2 separate regions of the Homo sapiens genome follow, and region 2 is linked to region 1. Evidence: chromatin contacts called from ENCODE Hi-C data. All regions are on one chromosome and are shown on one strand. Each heading gives the region's core, a stretch centred on a gene start or an enhancer-like site at or near the end of the contact. The rest is flanking DNA. Distances are from core to core; before and after follow the strand shown. Region 1 holds the start of LTA4H (leukotriene A4 hydrolase). Region 2 holds the start of CRADD (CARD and death domain containing adaptor protein).

Evidence for each region. Hi-C counts contacts between places; a loop is a spot of excess contacts on that map. Pooled maps may share reads with other maps.
Region 2: a loop to region 1 is called in a map of CD8-positive, alpha-beta T cell, with 18 times the contacts of the local background. The contact joins the promoter of CRADD here to the promoter of LTA4H in region 1. A Hi-C loop is called at or near these places in 2 of 168 maps with a recorded cell type or tissue (CD4-positive, alpha-beta memory T cell and CD8-positive, alpha-beta T cell) and 9 of 50 pooled maps.

The regions. Positions count from the first base shown.
Region 1 is chr12:96,034,174-96,036,873 of GRCh38, forward strand. It overlaps LTA4H (leukotriene A4 hydrolase), which reads right to left and starts at 1,414. Exons shown (of 19, transcript NM_000895.3): 1 at 1,188-1,414. The coding sequence starts at 1,346. It overlaps TRD-GTC2-8 (tRNA-Asp (anticodon GTC) 2-8), which reads left to right and starts at 1,848; the gene lies at 1,848-1,919. RefSeq lists enhancers at 513-602, 1,193-1,612, 2,053-2,102, 2,123-2,172 and a silencer at 1,043-1,142.
Region 2 is chr12:93,675,946-93,678,645 of GRCh38, forward strand. It overlaps CRADD (CARD and death domain containing adaptor protein), which reads left to right and starts at 1,430. Exons shown (of 3, transcript NM_003805.5): 1 at 1,430-1,527. RefSeq lists enhancers at 671-1,486, 1,275-1,514, 1,487-2,301.

The sequences.
Region 1 (2,700 bases), core at 164-2,663:
TTATTGATGTGCTTTAGTAGATTTCACCATGCTACACTGTGTAAAATACACATGTAGCATCCTGCCCTGGTGAAGAAGCCGAATTTGGCTGTCTTTTCATGACCCTCTTATTTTTAAAATGATCTTCTATGAAATTCTTCAGGTGAAAGGTACCTTCAGATGAAAGGTATAAACCAAATACTATTGGGCAATTTGAGCAAGAACATTAAATATAGGTTATGATACAGATAAAATCATTGAATAATATTCCATGAATCTACAACCTTTCTTCATTCCAATGGTTATAGAGTTTGTAGAAGTATGTGTTTTCTAAGTGAAATAACTACTTGGCTCCTTGGAACCAACTATTAAAAAAGCGTATTGAATCATCCTTAGAAAATTTGAACGTCCCATCCGTTCTTAAATTATTAGAAGAAAGTTGATAAGATTAAAAAGTAGAAAGGACCCTGAAGAGAGAGAGCTGCGCCTAGAGTTAGCAAGCAGGGACTGTTAGTTTCAAAGTAGGGCGGAAAGAAGAGGCCTGCCCGGCCGGGGCTGGAAATCCTAAGAGGCTTGAGAACGACTAGCAGGGAGATCCAGGGAACTAGGAGGGAGACGGATGGGTGGTGCCCTGCAGACCTGTGGATTGAAATAAGTGTTCCCGGGAGGCAACCGTGGGATCAGGGATCGACAGGACATGGGATCTGAGACTTGGGTGAGATTGTTGACTGAGGAAGGTGCCCAGGGGGCTGGGAAAAGTCTGGGGCCTGAAGAAGGGGGTTCTGGGCCGCAGGCCGAAGCAATGGGGAGGCCATGGAGTAATTAGAGCCAGGAACTAAAATTATGGGGGCTACTGCAAAGATGACACCTAAGGGCTGGGTGAGTTGAGAGGAGTGGACGAGGCGCTGGATGTGCCCAGGGACCTCGGAGAGAGGATCCAGGCGAGGGGCGGAGGAGACATACGTATAAGTGGGGGCTGAGGGAAGGGATGCAGAGGCGTAAGCGGGGTTGAGAAGGGGTGCTGTGAGAGATCTGGGGGCTGAAGTGCACAACATGAGTTGGATGGAGGCTACAGAAGAGCAGACGGGGACGTGGGGCTAGGCAGGGGCCGCGGCGGGGTGAGCCGGAGATCCGGGAGCCCGCAAGGACTAGGGTCGAGGGGCAGGGAGCCCGGGAGAGGCGGGCACTGGGCAGGCGCCCCACTGTACCAGGCTGCGCAGATTGTCCTCCTGAGACTGGACCGTGAGAGCAGCAGTCCCGGTCAGCGTCCGGCGAGTAAAGTCGACGCTGCAGCGCAGGTGCAGGTGCTTGGTCCGGCAGACGGAAGCCGGAGAGGCCAACGAACAGGTATCCACTATCTCGGGCATGGCTCTGGGGGATCACACAGCACAGCGACCTACAGCCCAACGCTCAGCTACCAGACTCGTCGATAGAGAACCTGAGGAGGAGGGAGAGAGGTAAAGAAGAGGAGGAGGGATTCGCGGTGCACGCCGGGAAAGGAAGTTTCTTAAAGTCAGACGAGCGTTGGGGGATGGGTGAAGGAACTACAAGTTCCATGGTGCCGCGCGGCAAGCGGGCGCTTGGCTACCTGGGAGCGTGTGTGTTAGGGATGTTGAGGGGGACCAAGCGTGCTCCTGGAGCTGAAGAAGAGGAGGGGAGTAGGGGCAGTTAGAAGGGTGGCCGAAGGGAAATGATGAGAATGGAGGGGGAGATAAAACTGAACACTACCATTTTGGCTCTGTTCAACTTTCGTGGAAGCTGTGGTGGCAAACGTAAGAAAATCAGGTTCATTGGTGTTTGCATATAGCGAGGGCGGGGCGGAGCAAAAACGTAGAAAAGGCCTATCAGAAGGCTTTCTTTCGTGCGGTTCCTCGTTAGTATAGTGGTGAGTATCCCCGCCTGTCACGCGGGAGACCGGGGTTCGATTCCCCGACGGGGAGGCACAGTAATTGTTTTTTGTTTTTAGCTGTAAGTAATTCAAGGTTTAAACAGTTGTTTTGTCAGTTTCAGTGTTTATTATGTATATCCCCAGAACCTGCATCTCTCAAACGGAGAAAGCCAACATTCCCATCTTAGAAACTAATGAATTTCTATAAAAGTTATGCACTGGTCGCAATGGGAGTACAGAGCTGGGACATCTAGCTCAGCTCTGGGGCCTTTGTGGCAGGTGAAGGAGGATTGAAGGATGCCTTGCCTTTAGGGTGGGGCCTCAAAATTAAAACTGGAAAAATTGGAAGAGGCTAGGTTTCGAAGGACCTTAAATAGGTGGCCTTTTAATCCTGGGTGCATTAATGGGGGACCCACTGAAGAGTTTTCAGCAGGCGACTGATAAAGCATGGTCAGACTCATGTTATAAAATGCGGTATCAAAACCATTAGCAGGAGATTTAGGAAACTATTAAAATGGCTCAATCAGAAGATGCTGGGGGCCTGACATAGGTAAGTAGTAAGTTAGGATAGAGAGGAAGGAATGAATAGAAGGAATACTTATATAAGTGGATTCACAGATTGAGAGGAGACGAAGGTGGCCCAGGCTTTCGGCTTCAGTGGCTGGCTAGTCATTAACCAGAGGTAGTAGTCTATATGAAGAGGACAGTATGTTAGGCTGTACTTGCATTGCTATAAATACCTGAGACTGGGAAGAAAAGGGGTTTAATTGGTTTACAGTTACGCAGGCTGTACAGGAAGCATAGCTCCAGTATGCTTCCAGGTAGGCCTCAGG
Region 2 (2,700 bases), core at 180-2,679, 2.4 Mb before region 1:
TGTTATGCAATGCATGACTGTAATAATAATAATACTTGCCACATAGGTAAAAATACTGTCATTAACGGTGTAGTAAAATGGTAACTGGCATAGTAATGCTGTAAATTGAATACAATTTTTAGAAGGTTTTGAGGAGGGAGGTTCAGAACTGTTCTCCATTGATTTGCTTAACAAAGATATTTTCATTTTCCACCAAAGGGTTTGGCTGTGAAAACCTTTGCAGAAATAATATTTTAGGAGTTTTTTCCCCCTGTACTGTCAACTGATTTTTAGTAAGCATATGACTTTCTGTATGTATCATCCAATTGATTTAAAAATGAATCAATGAATGTATTTATTGATCGCCTGCCTCGCTTCACAAAGGAATGTGAGGAAGGACACCCAATTTGGCATTGCTGTGTTTCTCTGTATTTGGGTCATGCATTTTTTCTTGCTTTCCACATTGAAAATGTGGTGGATGCAGTAGATTGGCTTTAAGTGTCAGGCCTTCCCTCATTTACTATACCTTTTTGTGTTTCACAAGCTGGAAAGCTACCAACTACATGCTCTAGACATCCTTGCTGCTAATATTCTGCATGTCAGATTGGTCTCACCAATGGCACGCAGCAAAGCAAGATTTGCAGGTGCTGTTTTCTTGCTGCTGGCAAATGCAGCCGTGGAGACCACCGTTTTTTGCAGCACTGTTCCAGTGTCCTGTTAATTGTTCTGTCGGTGTTGAGAGGAGGTTGGGGACCAGGCATGGCAACTTCCTGACGCCATCTTCCTGATTGTGGGCAGCAGCCACAATCAGCAATCTTATCTAGGTAGTCATCCATGGATGTTCAGCTCAGCCCTTCTCCAGCCTTTCCAATGATTTCGAATGTCCCCAATTCCCCCTAACGAATCCCTTTCTGACTAGGAGTAACTAGCTGAGTGCTGCAATGAAATCCTGACTGACAGATTTGTAAACTCTTTGCGGGCAGGAACCCTTGATATAAATAAATGACCTTGCATTTTAATGGAGGGAAGCAGAAGGATAAACAAATGAATAAGTGAAAAGTTTTAATAAGATGGTGATGCGTAAAAAATAAAGCTGGTTAATGGGGAGTGCAGGAAATGAGCGCAGCTGTCTTGCCGTTTTAATCAGATAGGTCAGAGAAGGCTTCTCTACTAGGGTGGCTTTTGACCTGCCTCTCTGTTAGGTCAATTGTGTGCGAGGCCCTGATGGAGTTACTGTGTTAAAATGCAATGATTCAATTACTCCATTACTTAGATACCCTTTAAGTGACACTACGGTTGTCCATCTCCCCGCTATTGAATTGTTTACCCACAGTAAGCATGGCGGGAAGAGCTTCGATCCGACCCTTGAACGCTCAATAAAAATGGCGACAGCACTTCCTGTACTTGCCCTCAACAAAGATGGTGTCAACACTTCCTGTTTAGGGTTTTCGCCATTAACAAAGATGGTGCTTATGGGGCAGGTTCCCTAACAGTCAGGATTCCGGTTGCAGTTTTTCTCCCCCGCCCCAAAGATACGTGGTTGCAGACGTAAGTAACAGGAATCCATCTTTCTTTGAAAGTCCTGCATTGTAGCGTCTGCGACCTGGGCCCTGCGGGGGCTTCCCCGCCCCGCTAACTTGCTCCGCATTTCCGATCCGGGCCAAGGCTGGGTGGCTGCGGCAGTGCCGGAGGCCCGCTCTCCCCTTGGTCCGCTCTTTAGTTCATTCCCAGCACTCCCTCTTTAGCGGGTCAAGTTGCCGCAGAAACCGCCCGTAGTCTTCCTGTTTGATACAAGGGTTTCAGCGGCCGAAGCAGAGCCTTTTTAAATAGTTCCCAATGGGCGCTCACGGCCAAACGTGAACACCTCCCCTCCTCACCTGTCACCTCCTGAACTTTACAGGGTTGCGAGGGGGAGTGTGGGATCGGGTGTCGCCTAGCCGTGGTCGTACTGCCCGGGTGTGTCTGAAGCCCCATCTGTCATCCCTGCCTGCCTTCCCGGTCACTTAACCTTCACTGCCTTACACACAACCAAGCCACAGCACACTGGTGCAGGGGTGGTGGAACTGCACCTTCAAATCGTGCCTGGCTACTGACCAGTGCTGGGGTGTGTGCTTTTTTTGAAAGAAAAAAATCCCATAAAATGTCCCATGCATGTGCGGCCACGACAGTGTTGTGCTGGAGATTCGGAATTCTTAGTGGGAAGGAATGGAGTCTGTGACTGTATATTGTGTAAAGTTTATTGTAGACTGGGCACAAACAACAATTTTCTTAAAGGTGATCGTGTAGAGGACTTTTAGCGAAAAGAGCCTTAAATTCTGAACCTGCTGATTTCTGTCCTGCACTCCTATTACTGATCAGGTTTTGCAAATACTTGTGATCAAAAAAAGGGGACCTGCGTCCACCTTGGCAGTTTCTGCCTTGGTGGTGGTGGTGCAGGTCTGATGAGGGCAATGTGAAAATAAAACCACCATTTCTTCTCCAGCGTGTTAAAATTAGTGCTGCTCTGTAATCTTCAGATAAAAATTGCTTGTTCAGAAGGGTCTCTGACCCACTTTTTTTTTTTCTTTTTCCAAATTTCTTTATTGAACGAGGAATTGAGCTGGGACCCCATTGTGTGAAAAGCAGAAACAGAAAAGATGATTCATCTTCATTGTTGTTCATTATGTTAGGAAACATTCAAAATTAACCTGGCTTGGCTTAATCAGTGAATTAAATACCATG